2 separate regions of the Homo sapiens genome follow, and region 1 is linked to region 2. Evidence: chromatin loops called from intact Hi-C (ENCODE). Cell type or tissue: IMR-90. All regions are shown on one strand. Each heading gives the region's core, and the rest is flanking DNA. Links, peaks and the distances in the headings are about the cores only.

The links. A loop is a pair of places that touch in the nucleus more often than their neighbours do. Peaks named below come from ENCODE experiments on the same cell type or tissue, not always from the same donor. Only the 100,000 strongest peaks of a DNase experiment are listed, where the experiment ranks them.
Region 1: a loop joins it to region 2, with 9 times the contacts of the local background. A loop is called at or near these places in 2 of 110 quality-filtered maps.

The regions. Positions count from the first base shown.
Region 1 is chr4:177,542,646-177,551,053 of GRCh38, reverse strand. The region is part of intron 1 of AGA-DT (AGA divergent transcript); the gene reads right to left. Among named protein-coding and RNA genes, the nearest start is that of AGA-DT, 100 kb to the right of the region's middle. In IMR-90, for the core only: a CTCF peak has its summit at 4,069 (motif pointing right); a DNase peak (open chromatin) is centred at 3,583.
Region 2 is chr4:177,104,455-177,112,862 of GRCh38, reverse strand. No RefSeq gene overlaps it. Among named protein-coding and RNA genes, the nearest start is that of NEIL3, 200 kb to the left of the region's middle. In IMR-90, for the core only: a CTCF peak has its summit at 3,963 (motif pointing left); a DNase peak (open chromatin) is centred at 3,962.

The sequences.
Region 1 (8,408 bases), core at 163-8,162, 440 kb before region 2:
GTAATAAGTAATTACTGCAATACTTATTAAACATTCACCCTGTGCACAGTTCTGTATGCAATGCTCATGGAAGGATTATGAATGTTAGTACATATTAATGTTGCTGCTGTTTGAGACTGTTCAGGTGTGTTGCACTCTATGAGAAATGTGAAGAAACATAACAACCCCAACCTCTAGGTAATTAAAATCTTGTTGGAAAGAAAAGGGAAAGATATGTGTAACCGCACAAAGCAATGCTACAAGAGATGCTAATGATGGTTTATAATTACAAATAGGTAAAGGAAAGGAAGACCAAGTCTAAACTCAGAAGAGAATAGAAGAGATCTAAAGCAGATATCATGGACTGGGAAGGATTTGGGAGGGTACTAAACTTGACTTGGGCCTTCGGGTTGGAGACTGAAGGGACAAAGAGAAAAGGAGGCATTTCAGGAAAGTTAATCCCAAAGGACTGATCAAAGCGTAGTGAGGAGAAAAGTTTTACTAACATTAAGGATTCCACAGGAAAGTGATAGAAGTTGGGTACAAAAGTAGATTGGAGAGACTATGTACATTATCTATAGCCAGACAGCCTTGTAAGGTGAGTATTCATACAGTAGTGAAACTATAGATGAGAAAAGTGGGGCCAAAAAGCTGAGCTAGTTATCAACAGGTGCAATGTAATAAGTAGGTAACAAATAGCAGAGCTGAGATTTAGGAGACTTGTGCCTTTGAACGTCAATGAATCTAAAGCAAAATTTATTAGGACAAATACAACCTTGATACAGCTTCACGTTTTTTTCCTCCCTAACCAAAAACAAAATGTAATAGAAAAACAAGTCTATTTTTACTCTTTTATTATACAAAGACTCCATTATTAACTTACAGCTGAAGTGGTATGAAAGGTCTTTAAGAGAACAGGTACTAAACATTGTTTCCAGGCTCAGCCTTAACTGGAATAGGAATGCAGTAGGATTTCTTGGACGTCAAGAGGCCTATATTTGCTTCCCCAAAAAGCCTTTTTCAAATGCTTGTGATTAGGAAACAATGCCTTCCACACACCCGCTCTCTCTGTTCAGGTGTCTGCCTCTTTCATTCCTACCTTAAGGCATTAAATGTGCTTCTCATTGTCAGATGGGGACCCAGTTATTTCTTTTTTTTCATTTATTTATTTTTTTGAGACGGAGTCTTGCTCTGTCGCCCAGGCTGGAGTGCAGTGGCGCGATCTCGGCTCACTGCAAGCTCTGCCTCCCGGGTTCACGCCATTCTCCTGACTCAGCCTCTCGAGTAGCTGGGACTACAGGTGCCCGCCACCATGCCCGGCTATTTTTTTTGTATTTTTAGTAGCGACGGGGTTTCACCATGTTAGCCAGGATGGTCTCAATCTCCTGACCTCATAATCAGCCTGCCTTGGCCTCCCAAAGTGCTGGGATTATAGGCATGAGCCACCGCACCCGGCCATATCTCTTGAGTACTTATGTAATCAATAAATGAACAAAGCAACTATGTAAAACAGTTACTAAAGCATTTCAAAATTAGCCACTCTAAACAAACCCAGAAGCCTAAATTACTGACACATTCACCAGCTGGAAAGACTGTGGACTTTGAAGTCACATATAAGAAATTCAACTTCAGTTCTTTTTTTTATTTTGAGAAGGACTCTCGCTCTGTTGCCCAGGCTGGAGTGCAGTGGCACCTCCCGAGTAGCTGGGATTACAGGCACGTGCCACCCTACCCAGCTAAATTTTGTATTTTTAATAGAGATGGGATTTCACCATGTTGGCCAGGATGGTCTTGGTCTGCTGACCTCCTGATCTGCCCACCTCGGCCTCTCAAAGTGCTGGGATTACAGGTGTGAGCCACTGTGCCCGCCCTCAACTTCAGTTCTTATATGTTTGACCACAGAAATGTAACTTAACCTTTCTAAGTCACAGTTTTCTAGCCTGAAAATGGGAGTAATAATTAACTCACTGAGTTATCATGAATATCAAATAATATGTACAGTTAAGCACAGTAATTGATATACAGCAGATGCTTAGGAAATATTAATTCCCTTCCCCTTCTCCATTCTTGTGAGCTCTCTTTGATAGGAAAAAAAGATACAAATAACAGGATGCAAATTACAAATATACCAGGCATCTGAAAGAATGAGAATAGAACCTACAAAGATCTCACAAAGGAGGAGGGCAGTGGTGTACTGGCAGCTAGACTGAAAAAAAAAAAAAAGCCCTCATTTGTACTTGTGATAGTGGAAAAACTCAAACTGTTTTTCCTCTGTTCTATCACCACAAGCAACACAGAAGACTTCTGTGACCAAATGTGTGGGGTTTCTCCCCACACACTAAGCAAGCAATCAGCTCTGCAGCAGACACCAGCTGGGTGCCCTCCAATTCAATTCAATTCAGCCACTATCTGGAGACAGCCTCAGATCCCACAAGTTGGGGGCTCAGTCACACAAAACCACCCCCTCCTTCCCATCAGCATACCCCAGCCTCTAGAATTTCTAATGCACTGGCTTCAAATTGGGACTCTCAGAGCCCCCTCTTTGGGTTCAATTAATTTTCTAGAGCGGCTCATAGAACTCAAGAAAACATTTATGATGTTTAGCAGTTTATGCCAAAGGATATTTTAGAGGATACACATAAACCGCCAGATGAAGAGATACACAAGGCAAGGTCTGGAAGGGTCTCAAGCACAGGAGCTTCTGTCCCTTTGGAGTTGGGGTGCACCACTTCCCAGCACATAGATGAATTCTTGTTCACCTTCCTCTCAGCTTCCACATATTCAGCTATCCAGAAGTTCTCTTGCACCCTGTCCTCTTGGGCCTTTAATGGAGACTTCACTGCATAGACAGAATTGACCACCAGGGAGAAGTATGATTGGACAAAAAGGGTATTCTCTAACACTAATAGGCTGAACAGAAACCCAGCAAGGCTTGTCCAGATTCTTTTTGGCTTCTCTGTGCTGTATTCCTTTTTCCAGGCTAAGGGCCAGGACCCCTTCTGAAATGAGGATCTTATAACCCACAATCAGAATGGTGAAAGAAGATTAGAGTCCTGTCTCGGGCTGCTGACAGGAGAATAGGAGAAGGTCAGAGAGAGAGTTTCTGTTTTTTGAGACCTAAAGAGCCACAGCATTATAAAAACTGTTACAAAGGCTACGGGAGTTATGAGCCAGGAACAATGGATGAAAACCTATATGTGTGTGTGCCCCTGTGTGTATACAGATGACATATTTACAATATGTATACATATTCAGTATTTATGGAATCAATAAATGAACAAAGCAACTATGTTACTAAAGCACTTCAAAATTATACGTACACATATTACACATATTTATATAAAACTGGCCCAATTTTCCCATAGAACTGATATTTATGGGGTTTTTTCAATAAACATAGAGATTGATCCTCCTGATCTTGAAACTTGAAACTTAACATTTGTCTCCTCTGGGTTCCTTCCTCAGGAAACCAAACCTCAGGCAAGGGACTCACCAGATCCTGGCACCCAGACAAGGAGAAGCCAGAGCCCCCATCAATCGTGATTGCTTCCTCACCCTTCCCTAATTCCTCTAATTCCTGTTTCCCACATGTAGTTATATTTCCCCCCCACTATGTCAACACACCAATTTTAATCAATTTGGAGAGATGGATTTGAGGTTTGGCTCTCATCCCTCTGGTTGACTTCACCCAAATAAAAAGTCTTCTTCCCTGGCAGTTCTGTGCAGCGAGCCACTGAAAATAGAACAGATACACACACACACACACACACACACACACACACACACACATATATAATATACACATTTAATAGCACATATATACACACACATATATAATATACACATTTAATAGCATATATATACAAATTTAATAGCATATATATCACATTTTACATATATACACATTTAATAGCATATATATATATATATATATCAATCATACTGTCAGTAATGTTTGCCAATTTCTGTGATGTAGATGCACCCTGTGATGGCTAATTTCAAGCTATATAACAATCTATAAACTATAACATATAAACTATAAACTATAACAATCAGCCATCAAACTTCTGAAATATTTAACAATCTGCTTTTACTTTCACTAGGTGGCTCCACACCAGAGGAAACTTACAACTGTGATTTTCATCACTGGTATTGTGCTTGTTGGTACCTGTTTCCTGTCTTGTCTTCAAAGCATAAGGGTAGGGAATGGTTAGGCTGAAATTCAGAATAAACCAAAGTAAATGTTGACAGAAGAAAATTCCTCAAGGATCTAGAACCAGAAATACCATTTGATCCAGCAATCCCATTACTGGGTATATACCCAAAGGATTATAAATCATTCTACTATAAAGACACATGCACATGTATGTTTATTGCAGCACTATTCACAATAGCAAAGACATAGAACCAACCCAAATGCTCATCAATGATAGACTGGATAAAGAAAATGTGGCACATATACACCATGGAATACTATGCAGCCATAAAAAAGCATGAGTTCATGTCCTTTGGAGGGACGTGGATGAAGCTGGAAACCATCATTCTCAGCAAACTAACAGAGGAACAGAAAACCAAACACCACATGTTCCCAATCATAAGTAGGAGTTGAACAATGAGAACACATGGACTCAGGGAGGGGAACATCACACACTGGGGCCTGTCAGGGGGTGGGGGGCTAGGGGAGGAATAGCATTAGGACAAATACCTAATACCTAATGCATGCGAGGCTTAAAACCTAGATGACAGGTTGATAGGTGCAGCAAACCACCACGGCACATGTATACCTATGTAACAAACCCGCACATTCTGCACATGTATCCCAGAACTTAAAGTATAATAAATAATGAAAAAAAGAAAATATTAGTAGCTGAGCATATAAAATGCATATAGATAAATGAAGAAATAAGTATAACAAAATATTTAGTTAATTACAAAGTCCCCAAGTTATATCTTTAGTACCACCAACGGTGTTTGGCACACAGTATTGCTGTCTCTATATACTGATTAAATTATTGATTAAATATTTTCCTTTTATTGCAATTGAACTCAGAGTAAATGCTGTATTGTGCTTTCAGGTAAGTAGAAATTTCCATTTTAACTGCCATAGTAGTAATTTGTGGACACTCAGTATATCAACTCGAAAATTAGGATAATAATACCTCTTTCATAGGGTTGTGTAACTTTTTAGGCCGAGAGCCTCCTCGCGATGTTGGATGGTAAAGTATCTCAGTATAGAAATTTGGAAGCTAAATTGCCTGACTTTAAATCTTGATTCTTCCATATACTACCTGTGTATAATCGCCTAGTGACTTATTCTCTGTGTGTCTCAGTTTTCTCATCTTTAAAATAACAATCATTATACCAACTTACAAGGTTGATATGAGGATTATGTAATTTATGTGAAATTCTTAGCACAATATTCGGCTAATAATTAAGCTAATAATGAATGTTACCGATTATAATTTGTACAATACAACCAAGAAATGTTTTGTTTCCCTGCCCATCTCTACCTGTTCTTACTTCTGTTTGTTTTCTTTTTTTTTTTTTTTTGAGACAGAGTCTCGCTCTGTCACCCAGGCTAGAATGCAATGGCAGGATGTCAGCTCACTGCAACCTCCGCCTCCTAGGTTCAAGTGTTTCTCCTGCCTCAGCCTCCTGAGTAGCTGGGATTACAGATGCCCGCCACCACGCCCAGCTAATTTTTGTATTTTTAGTAGAGATGGGGTTTCACCATGTTGGTCAGGCAGGTCTTGAACTCCTGACCTCAGGTGATCTGCCTGCCTCGGCCTCCCAAAGTGCTGGGATTACAGGCATGAGCCACCACGCCCAGCCTACCTCTGTTTGTTTTCATGGCCTTCAGGTCTCTTTATAACTTAGCCCTATTCTCCACATTAGCCCCTATCCTGCTTCACTTCAACATACACTGACAGCTGTACTCACAGAGTGGCCTCACCTCAGAGCCTCACACATTCAATCCCAGCTTTTAGGTTTGCCAAAAATATCTTTCCTACTTTCTTCCAGTCATTTAAATCTGATCTAACCTTGCTAGTTCAAATTTTCATTCCCGCTTTCATAGCTCTCTTCTTAACTTCTATAGCAAATACACTTATGCCATATAATCAATCATTTAATTAGAAATTCCCTTGTATTTTTCTTTCTGCTTTCGAAAGGGAATTATGTTATCTTCCGCAACTCTGGAATTGTGCAGAAAACACAGAATTACCCCCAATAAATGTGCATTGATCGATTTATTTACTATTTAGAATTAACTTTGACTTTAGTTATTATATCAATAGAGCTTTTATCAAAAGAACTTTTCTCTTTAACTGACACTACTTGCATTAAAATGCCAATCATGTAGGAGAATATGGTTAAGTGATAATGTTTAATTGCTTAAAATTATTACATCATTTACTATAATAGTATGCCATTTGAACTAGATATTTTTAAGGTTTGATTTCTTAAGTCTATATCATGGTATCAAATTTATATAATGAAAAAAGTTTATTTTAGTATTTGGTTGGTGCAAAAGTAATTGTGGTTTTTGCCACTAAAAGCAATGGCAAAAACCACAATTACATTTGCAGCAACCATAGTACTGAAAATTTTACATACCTAAAACGCAGCTAAAATACACCACATTGGCTCTGATTTAAATTGCAACACAAAAAGGAACAAAGAAATATCCTTAACCGTATGTAATGTGTAGATTTCTTTCACACTGATGATGAATGGAGCGTAGTTGCCCAGGCCTCTAAAGTAGTCAGAATATCATGCGGGATATCCTGAGATAGCAGAAAAAACACTTAAGAAGTAGTAATGTGCTCCCAAAGAGCTCAGCCCTGCTCTTAAAAGTAAACTAGTGCTGATGCCGGGGTACCAGGGGAAATCTACTACTGCACTGTGGGCGCATGTGCCATTGCTATGTGAGACACATAGTAATGTCTGTCCATTTATTCACACTCTAAAATTTATTTGTAAATAGTTTTTAACTCTACTTAATCCCACAAGATTAGTCTTCTGTCTGCATTTGCCATACCAAAGAAATTTTGGCGGCTGTAAAATTAAGGCTATCTAGACCAGCAAATGTCACATGTGAGAAAAGCTGAACATTTTAACATTTAAAAGGCTAAACTAAGATCCATCAGGTCTCCTCAACCAATGATTCCTGAATTAGTTATCTGGGATACAGGGTTTTGGTTGTTTTTCTTTTTTAATTTCTTTCTGAAACATAAATACTGTATGTCTTATTTATCCAATCTTACTTATCCAGGAAAGCCACTGACATAAAGTAGGCACTTAAGAAACATTTGTTTCTCTATGACCTGGACCTTTTTTTTTTTTTTGACAGTCTCACTCTGTTGCCCAGGCTGGAGTGCAGTGGTGAGATCTCAGCTCACTGCAACCTTCACCTCCTGCTTCAAGCGATTCTCCTGCCTCAGCCTCCCGAGTAGCTGGGATTACAGGCATGTGCCACCACACTGGCTAATTTTTGTATTTTTAGTAGAGACGGGGCTTCACCATGTTGGTCAGGCTGGCCTCGAACTCCTGACCTTAGGTGAGCCACTCTCCTCGGCCTCCCAAAGTGCTGGGATTACAGGTGTGAGCCACCACACCTGGCCTGGCCTTTATAACATAGAACAAGAGACTGAATGAAAACAATTGCAAGCCCTGAACCAAATATAATGATATAATAATATAAAATAGTATAACTGCAAACTAAAGCCAAACTCGATCTATATCTATCTAGCTATGTATGTTTAGATATGTGCAGAATTAAACTTTCAAACACATGCAGAATTGTAAAATATGGGGTTTAACTGTAGAACCTTATAATTTGAGTAAGTAATACTGCCTGATACAACTGAATCATCCTGAGAGTAATCCATCAAGGAATAGGATCCCAATCACACCTTCTCAGTAAGGGTGACCGTAGCCACAGAAAGACATAGCACAAGAGAATGCATCCAAGGGGCAGGACCTTGTGCTGTATTTCCCCGCTATCCTCAGAGCCAACCAGAGTATGTGGCCCTCAACAAATGTTCATTACAAGAATTACAGTAATAAGGAAAAAAGAAAAGAAGGATTTCCTGAGTGAGGGAAGGTGGGGAAGTTGTCTACAGGACCAGGCCAACAAGTTTCAGACGAAGTGGGTAGGAAAGAGAGGCTATGGCAGAATTAGGATGGGGTGGGGAGGGGAAGGATGAGGAACAGTGATCACTGTTTAAATCTTTGTCTGTCCTTTTTTTTTTTTTTTTTTCACTCTATTGCCCAGGATGGAGTGCAGTGGTGAAATCTCGGCTCACTGCAACCTCCGCCTCCTGGGTTCAAGTGATTCTCCTGACTCAGCTTCCCGAGTAGCTGGGATTACAGATGCGCACCACCATGCCCAGCTAATGTGTGTGTGTGTGTGTGTGTGTGTGTGTGTC
Region 2 (8,408 bases), core at 358-8,357:
TTGACTTTGGAACTGGGTAACAGTCAAGGGTTGGAACAGTTTGGAGGGCTCAGAAGAAGACAGGAAAATGTGGGTAAGTTTGGAACTTCCTAGAGACTTGTAGAATGGTTTTGACCAAAAGCCTGATAGTGATATGGACAATAAGTTCCAGGCAGAGGTGGTCTCAGAGTGAGATGAGGAACTTGTTGGGAACTGGAGCACAGGTGACTCTTGTTATGTTTTAGCAAAGAGATTGATGGCATTTTGCCCCTGCCCTAGAGATTTGTGGAACTTTGAACTTGAGAGAGATGATTTAGGGTATCTGGCAGAAGAAATTCTGCAGCAAAGCATTCAAGAGGTGACTTGGGTGCTGTTAAAGGCATTCAGTTTTATAAGGGAAGCAGAGCATAAAAATTCCAAAAATTTGCCTCCTGACAATGAGAGAGAAAAGAAAAATCCCATTTTCTGAGGAGAAATTCAAGCCAGCTGCAGAAATTTGCGTAAGTAACAAGTAGCCGAATGTTAATTCCTAAGACAATGGTAAAAATATCTCCAGGGAATGTCAGAGGTCTTCATGACAGCCTCTTCCATCACAGGCCCAGAGGCCTAAGAGGAAAATGTGGTTTTGTGGGTCGAGCCCAGGGTCCCCATGCTGTGTGCAGCCAAGGGACTTGGCACCCTGAGTCCCAGTTGTTCCAGCCGTGGCTGAAAGGGGCCAATGTGGAGCTTGGGCTATGGCTTCAAAAGGTGCAAGCCCCAAACCTTGGCAGCTTCCACATGGTGTTGAGCCCGCTAGTGCACAGAAATCAAGAATTGGGGTTTGGAAACCTCTGCCTAGATTTCAGGGGATGTATGGATACAGCTGGATGCCCAGGGCACTCAATGCCCATCTGTGAAAGCAGCCAGGAGGAAGGCTGTACCCTGCAAATCCACAGGGGTGGAGCTGCCCAAGAACATGGGAACCTACCTCTTGCATCAGTGTGACCTGGATGTGAGACTTGGTGTCAAAGGAGATGATTCTGGAACTTTAAGATTTTATTGCCCTGCTGGATATCAAACTTACATGGGGCCTGTAGCCCCTTTGTTTTGGCCAATGTCTCCCATTCAGAATGGCTGTATGTATCCAGTGCCTGTAATTCCATTGTATCTAGGAAGTAACTAACTTGCTTTTGATTTTACAGGCTCATAGGCACAAGGGACTTGCCTTGTCTAAGATGAGACTTTGGACTATGCATTTTTCAGTTAATACTGAAATGAGTTAAGACATTGGGGGACTGTTGGGAAGGCATGATTGGTTTTGAAATGTGATGATATGATATTTGGGAGGGGCCAGATGTAGAGTGATTTGGCTTGGCTCTGTGTCCTCACTCAAATTTCATCTTGTAGCTCCCATAATTCCCACGTGTTATGAGAGGGACTCGGTGGGAGATGATTGAATCATGGGGGTGGGTCTTTCCTGTGCTGTTCTTGTGATGGTGAATGAGTCCCACAAGATCTGATGGTTTTAAAAATGGGAGTTTCTCTGCACAAGCTCTCTCTTTGCCTGCTGCCATCTACGTAAGATATGACTTGCTCCTCCTTACTTTCCGCCATGATTGTGAGGCTTCCCCAGCCATGTGGAACTGTGAGTTCTTCATTAAACCTCTTTCCTTTATAAATTGCTCAGTCTCAGGTATACCTTTATAAGCAGTGTGAAAACAGACTAATACAATCTCACTGGTCAGAATTTAGTAACATAATTTCCCATTAGTTTCGTGGAATGCTGAGAAGCATAATAGTTTAGCTGTGAAGAAGCGTGTTAATCTAAAAATCAAGTTTTTGTTACTAAAGATATGGAAGATAGACACTGAAAGTCAATTATCAGCCAGGCGTGGTGGCTCACATCTGTAATCCTAGCACTTTGGGAGGCCGAGGCAGTGGATCACCTGAGGTCAGGAGTTGGAGACCAGCCTGGCCAACATGGCAAAACCCTGTCTCTACTAAAAATGCAAAAATTAGCTGGGCATGGTGGCACGTGCCTGGAATCCCAGCTACTCGGGAGGCAGGAGATTTGCTTGAACCCAAAAGGCAGACGTTGCAGTGAGCCAAGATTGCACCACTGCACTGTGGCCTTGGTGACAGAGTGAGACTCCATCTCAAAAACAAAAAAACAAAAAAGAAGGTCATAATTATCTACAGCATTCTCTGTCTAACACATTCTCTAATGACTGTTTTCACAGCATCCTGGGAATTCAATATTTTCTCCAAACTTTCTGAAGATACTGGTAAGATTATTTTATATATTTTATATGTTTCATGAATCTTTATTTTTTTCTTTAGGGCTAGTTAGCATTATTTATTTATATTGGTCTTCTTCTTGCAGTTGGATTTCTTCTATGACTGGTGAGAATGTTTTTTTTCTGTAATATTTAAGAATGAAGAACTTTTTTGACAATTAAGAGGACCTGACTTGGTTTATCTGTGTTATTTCATAGCTGGACCTATTTCCTCAATAGACACCTGCAGGGAGTGGGAAGCCTAAATAGAACCTCTATGTATGGGTGCTGTAAAGTGTTAGATTTCATTTTGTGGCCAGTGGATGGGAAACTGCCCTCAGGCAGAAAGCCCCTAAATACCAGAATGGGGAGGATGGCCATCAGTGTCCATAGCTAGAAGTTATAGGTTTTTGTAGATATTTTTAAAAGAAAGAATGATCCCTTTTTAAAAAATATTTATATTTTTCAGGGTCAGACTGATAAATTAGGTGGGATATTATAGTGGCCACCCCTGCATTTTTTTAGTTACTGAGGGTGACAGTAATCTCTGCCGTTCCCTCTGGCATGTACTCTACTTTGTTTTGCTTTGTTTGTTTGTTTTTTAATCTCTTGGCTCAAGACAGAGGTAGTTTCAGTCTTCAATTGAAAACTGAATTTGAAAACTGAAACTACCTCTGTCTTATAGGTCAAGAACTTTAGATGAAGGTCCCATCAACTGCCATGTGTGTTTATGCTAATTATACATTAGAATGCTAGAGAAGTGTTCATCAGGTGGAATAATGGACCTAGTAGCTTCACTGGTACCTGGATCTAGGTGAAGACTCCATTTGTTTTCTAGTCCCCACATTCTGCATATTATCACTTTGGAACCCTGAATATCTGTGCCAACTCAGATCCTGTGTCCAAGCATCCTCAAAAAAAAAAAAAAAAAAAAAAAACCTAGTTATTTCCCCTTTTCCAGTTCACTGTTACCAAAGAAAATGGCTGTGTATTCCTTTGGGGATGGACTAGGTAGTTTACTACTGAATACACTTGCTTTGGCATTTCAGGGTCCTTCTTTATAGGAACGAAACTGTTTCTTCAGTGGTTGGGTTTCAGGTCTGAGAGCTAGTTTAGGAAATTGGGGTGGGATCATGACGTTTATTGTGGTGAGTGTCCACACCCTCTTGTTTATCCATTTGGGATTTCTTCTGATTCTTTAAATTTAAAACACTCATTGGTTTTCCTCCCTCTTGCCTGTAGGAACACTCTGTCCTATTAACCATCTCCATGGCCCTCTGATGGGCCTGCCATTCAGGTTTTTCTGCTGTTGTGAAGATTGCGTTAGTCTTGCCACTGATGGTTAAGTGTTGGACCTTTATCATTCCATTGTCCTGCAATCTCCATTGTTTTTTTGCAATTCAGTTCTGTTGTAGCACCTCTTTTTGTCAGCTTTAGCCTGCAGAAGACAGCCATCACTGTCTTCTGAACAATGTTAGTACCCCTTTCATTAGGACACTCTTCTTTGGTAAATGGAGTGTCTTTCATGTCTTGTAAGAAACAGATGGCTGGTGGGTTTTCCAGCCTTGTATGGTTTATCAGAGTGCCTACTTGAGCCTTCTGATCCCTTTCAATTATACCTTTCCTATCAATTTTGGCATTTTTATTTGACTAACTGTATAGGCTGTAACTTATTTCAAGCTTCCATGAGCCATCTAAATAGTGTGTTAGCACCATCTCCTGGACTGTCAGAGGGCTAAATCATGTATGCTAGCAGAGGGCTCCCATAATGACAGACTCTCATTTTCTCAACTTTATGTTCTGCATTCCTCCTTTAAATATATCTTCCTTGGGATATTGTTCCCGAGAGTGATACTATCCTACCTCTGCCAGTCTTATTCCCCAGTTGGGCTGTGCTGGTATTTGACTCTTATTATTGATCTGGTTGTCAGGAAGGAAGAAGAGGGTTGACTCCAGGAAAAGGGACTTTGTCTCATAAGGCATCTGCTTCATGAAGACCTCTCCATGATCTTTAGGCTGGAGGTGGCTACTATTTTCTAAGAAGAAGTAGGCCACTGCCAGACCAGTTGAACTAGGGGCATCTGGAGTTCCAGGGTTTCAAATGAATCTACCCAGATTTTCACCTCCAAGTGTCAGTGTCTCATTTCTTTCTTGTTAGAAATCTGAATTTGGCCTAGGAAACTCACTGGAGCTACGTATTTTGTAGCATAGAATAATTTTACAGATGAACTATGACCGTTCTGTGCTTATCTCCAGAGGCACATGGAAGTATCTGACTCATTGCCATATAAGGGTAGTGGGCTAACTCATAATTTATAACATTTAGTTTAAAATTTAGAATACCGCAAGTGGTACCCAGGCTGGGTTGTTTATTGATACCTTATATGTAGCATCACTGGTTCTGCAGCCAAATTTAGCTAGGTGAATTTAGGGGAATACAGAACTCTGCTGGAAACTCTTACGAAGGTCTTTCCAAACCAAATTTACTTGCAATAAACCTTGGAGGTTCAGTCCAAAGACAAAGCACACCCTTCTGTGAATAAGGGCCCTAGGTAGCTATGCCTGGAAGACTTTCAGATATTGATGCTTTTTTACATTCTCTTTCTCCTAACGCACTGTATCATTTGCCTGTATTAAAAGTCTTACATGAATGTGCTCCATGGAATCTTGTGAGTCCTTTCAAATATCTGACCTTGTTGTAAAAATTGCAGCCTTTAACATTGTCTGAATCTCCTCTACTCTTATGATTTAGTCGTGAGCTCATTCCTCCTTTCTGTCTTCTCTCCATTTATAGGAGATTAGAGTTTTACTAAATGCTGCCAAGGAACTCCTTTGGCTTTCAGATTTTGCCCTTAATTGCTGATTAATCATTCTGGGCCTGTCATTGGCTCTCTTCATTGAATTTATGGCACTTAGTCACAGCCACCCAATTCAATAATATATTCCCTCATACTTTTCAAGAAAAATATTGCATAAACTCATGTACTTCCTTTCCACCATTACCCATCCTGACTAACTGATGATGAAAGTTTTAACAATTGTGTTATTATTGCATGTCATGGGCCATCTATTCCCCATTCACCACTGGTCACAGAATTCTTATTGCCAGACTGCTGTTCATTGATTTATAGCCACAATCTTATTTGAGAATCTGCTTCCTTGTGATAGACATGGCTATGAGCCAATGAGCAGCAGGTATCTGTGACAGTTTCGGATGAGTGTGCTGATTTTAGAGAAGAAAATGAGTGGACTACCGTGGTATCACTACCTATTTTTTCTTACGCATTTGTATATTTTTAATAGCCAACTTAGTATGTTTTCAGGAGGAAAGTAAGGTAAATATAGGTATTTATTCTGTAATCTAGAAATAAAAACCCATTTTTTTACCCTTCACTTAATTCTGATTTGTTGAGCCAAACAATCTATGTTCTAATTAATTTCTCAATGTATTCATGGAAAAGAATATTTTATACAAAGTAGGCAACATCACAATCTGGTCAAATACTCTAACATTCACTGAAATGGAAATTAACATAATTCATGACCTGAAAACACAAATTGCTAAATTAATAATTCAATATCCCACCTCAAGAATATGAAATAATCCTACAAAGTGTGAATGAATTTAAGCAGGACTAAAGGCTTCGTGAGGCCAGGGTGTTTTTTCTTCCTTTGTAAAGCAAGTAGAAGATATTTATGACCTTAAACATTTTTAGTATTGATTTTTAAATTCATTAACTTCTTAAGAAGCCAGAGGAAGGGGTCAAGTACTAAAAGATGAATATGATTAGGAAGGCCCATAAAACCAGCTTTTTAGCCTCAAAGTTAAAAACCATGAAGAGCACCTGGCCCACCTTAGTCAGGTGCTCACATAGTGCCATCTGCAGATGGCATGGTGGTCCTGTTTATAAATGAGGCGCATTACAATATGGTTCCTGCTTCCCAGATTTCAAATGACAGAGCAGTTCCCTGTGACCCAACAATTATAACTCAGTGAATGTGTTCCATGGAAATAATCAGAAGTGCATACAAAAAGTAAGGTTCATGATTAAAGGTAGAATACTGAAAATAAAATATCAGTGGCAGATGGATATAAAAATTATGGCTCATAATTGTGATATAATAATGTGTAGATATTAAACACATTGTAGAAGAGAAATGCTTAACATGTACTAATGAAAAGAAACTAGCCCTGAAAATATTTATTCACACGTACTTTCCAAAAATGTTCTTTGAAAGCTCATGTTTAGCCTTTAAATTCTTTTTAGGATGAGAATTTTATTTTTAAGTTTTATTTTATTTTTGATTGACAAATAATAATTGAATATATTTATGGGGTACAATGTCATGTATACATGTATTGTGAAATGATCAAATCAGGCTAATTAACATATCCATCACCTCAAACAGTTATCATTCGTTTGTGGTGAGAAACTTAAAATCCTTTCTTTTATCTGTTTTGAAATATACAATACATTATTATTAGCTAGAGTCACCATTCTGTGCAATAGATCACCAGAGCCTGTTCCTCCCATCTCACTGAAACTTGGCACCCTTTGACCAACATTTCCCCTTTCCCTGTCCACCCTCACTCCAGCCTCTGGTTGCTAGATCATTTATTTTTCGGTTTGTTTAACTCTTCTTACCAGCATCTCATGATAAATATATTATTGTTGCCATCATACTCTTTGGTGTTTTGCTCAGCTTTTACAAAAAATGTTGTTTTTCAGTCTTTGATAATAACATGAATAGTGCCGGTATATAAAAATGCCTGATAAAAGGCCCAGTTATGTGAAGTCATTGCTAAACAAAGCCAGTCACGTTAACTCGGATAATTTGAAACATAAGAAAATAAGCAGCCTTTGCCAATGGCAAGGATCAGGGTGGGGAGAAAACACATTTTGCTTGAAGCTTCTCTGAGTATTTTATAGGTCACGGGGAATGAAGGAACCAATTAAAATCTACATTTAGAACAATTCGTCTGAACCCTTTCAAAGTTTCATTCCTTCAAAAGCCAAGTGACTGCCAGTTTTCACATGTCTTCCAAATGAGTAACTATCGTAGGGAAATATTTTATTTCTTTTGAATGGAAAATAATAGGAATTTCTTGCTTTTAGTAAAATGATATGGTGTTAACTGTTAGCACTTTGAATATTAATATGAGACTAATTGCTGTCCTCTTACATTTTATATAATTATATATAAAACTGTATGTGATCTGCATATATATAGATTCTAACAATAAATCCTTCATGTAATGTCATAAGTCCATAAAACATAAGTCCATAAAAGAAAAATGTGTCATTGTCCCTTCTAGTTCTTTCTCAGATTATAGAGACCAGCATTTTCCATTTTTTCCAATCTTTAAATTAAAACTTTGATGACAACTGGAGATAATTATGTAAGCATTGCTCTTGGGTCACCTCCCTTTATTATTTTTGTGGATTCATATACGGTACATGGATTCTGGCTTATGTAAGGAAGGTAGCAAGCGAATCTTAGTGTTCTTTTCAATGCCTGGCCTTACAATACTAATGTGCTCTACTGGTCATCAGCCAAATGCTGAAAGTTCCAGCAGTGTTAAATCAAGGTAGCTATTCCTTTGGGTCTTTCTACCATGTAATTTTCTTTTCTAAATATACAAGGCAGTAGTTTTTAGCTATTCTTTTCATCATGTAAGATCTTGTTTATATTTCATGTTAGCTATGTGCTGAGCTGATTTTTAAAATCACACGGTTTCTAACTTTAAAATTAAATCATCTAATGGAACACATGCAAAACATTCTAATTATGTTGTTTATCAAAGAGATGGCATAGTGCCTGGGTAATAGTACGCACTCAATAAATATTTGTTAAATAAGTAAATGAAAACAATAATATGCTAAGAAAACAATTTTTTTAAAAAATATTTTTTCAAGAGTTACTGCTTATCTTTTATCTTCTTTAAGGATGCAAGGGGATTCTTTTAAAAATTTAATCATATTTTGATTCTGGCCTAATTTTTATAATTTGTTTTTACCTATAAGAATTTTAGAAAAGATATTATTTTCAAACTTTTAAAATTTTATTTTTATTTTTAAATGAGACAGGGTCTTACTATGTCACCCAGCCTGGGATGTAGTAGCACAATCTCGGCTTACTGCAACCTCCACTCCTGGGCTTAAACGGTCCTCC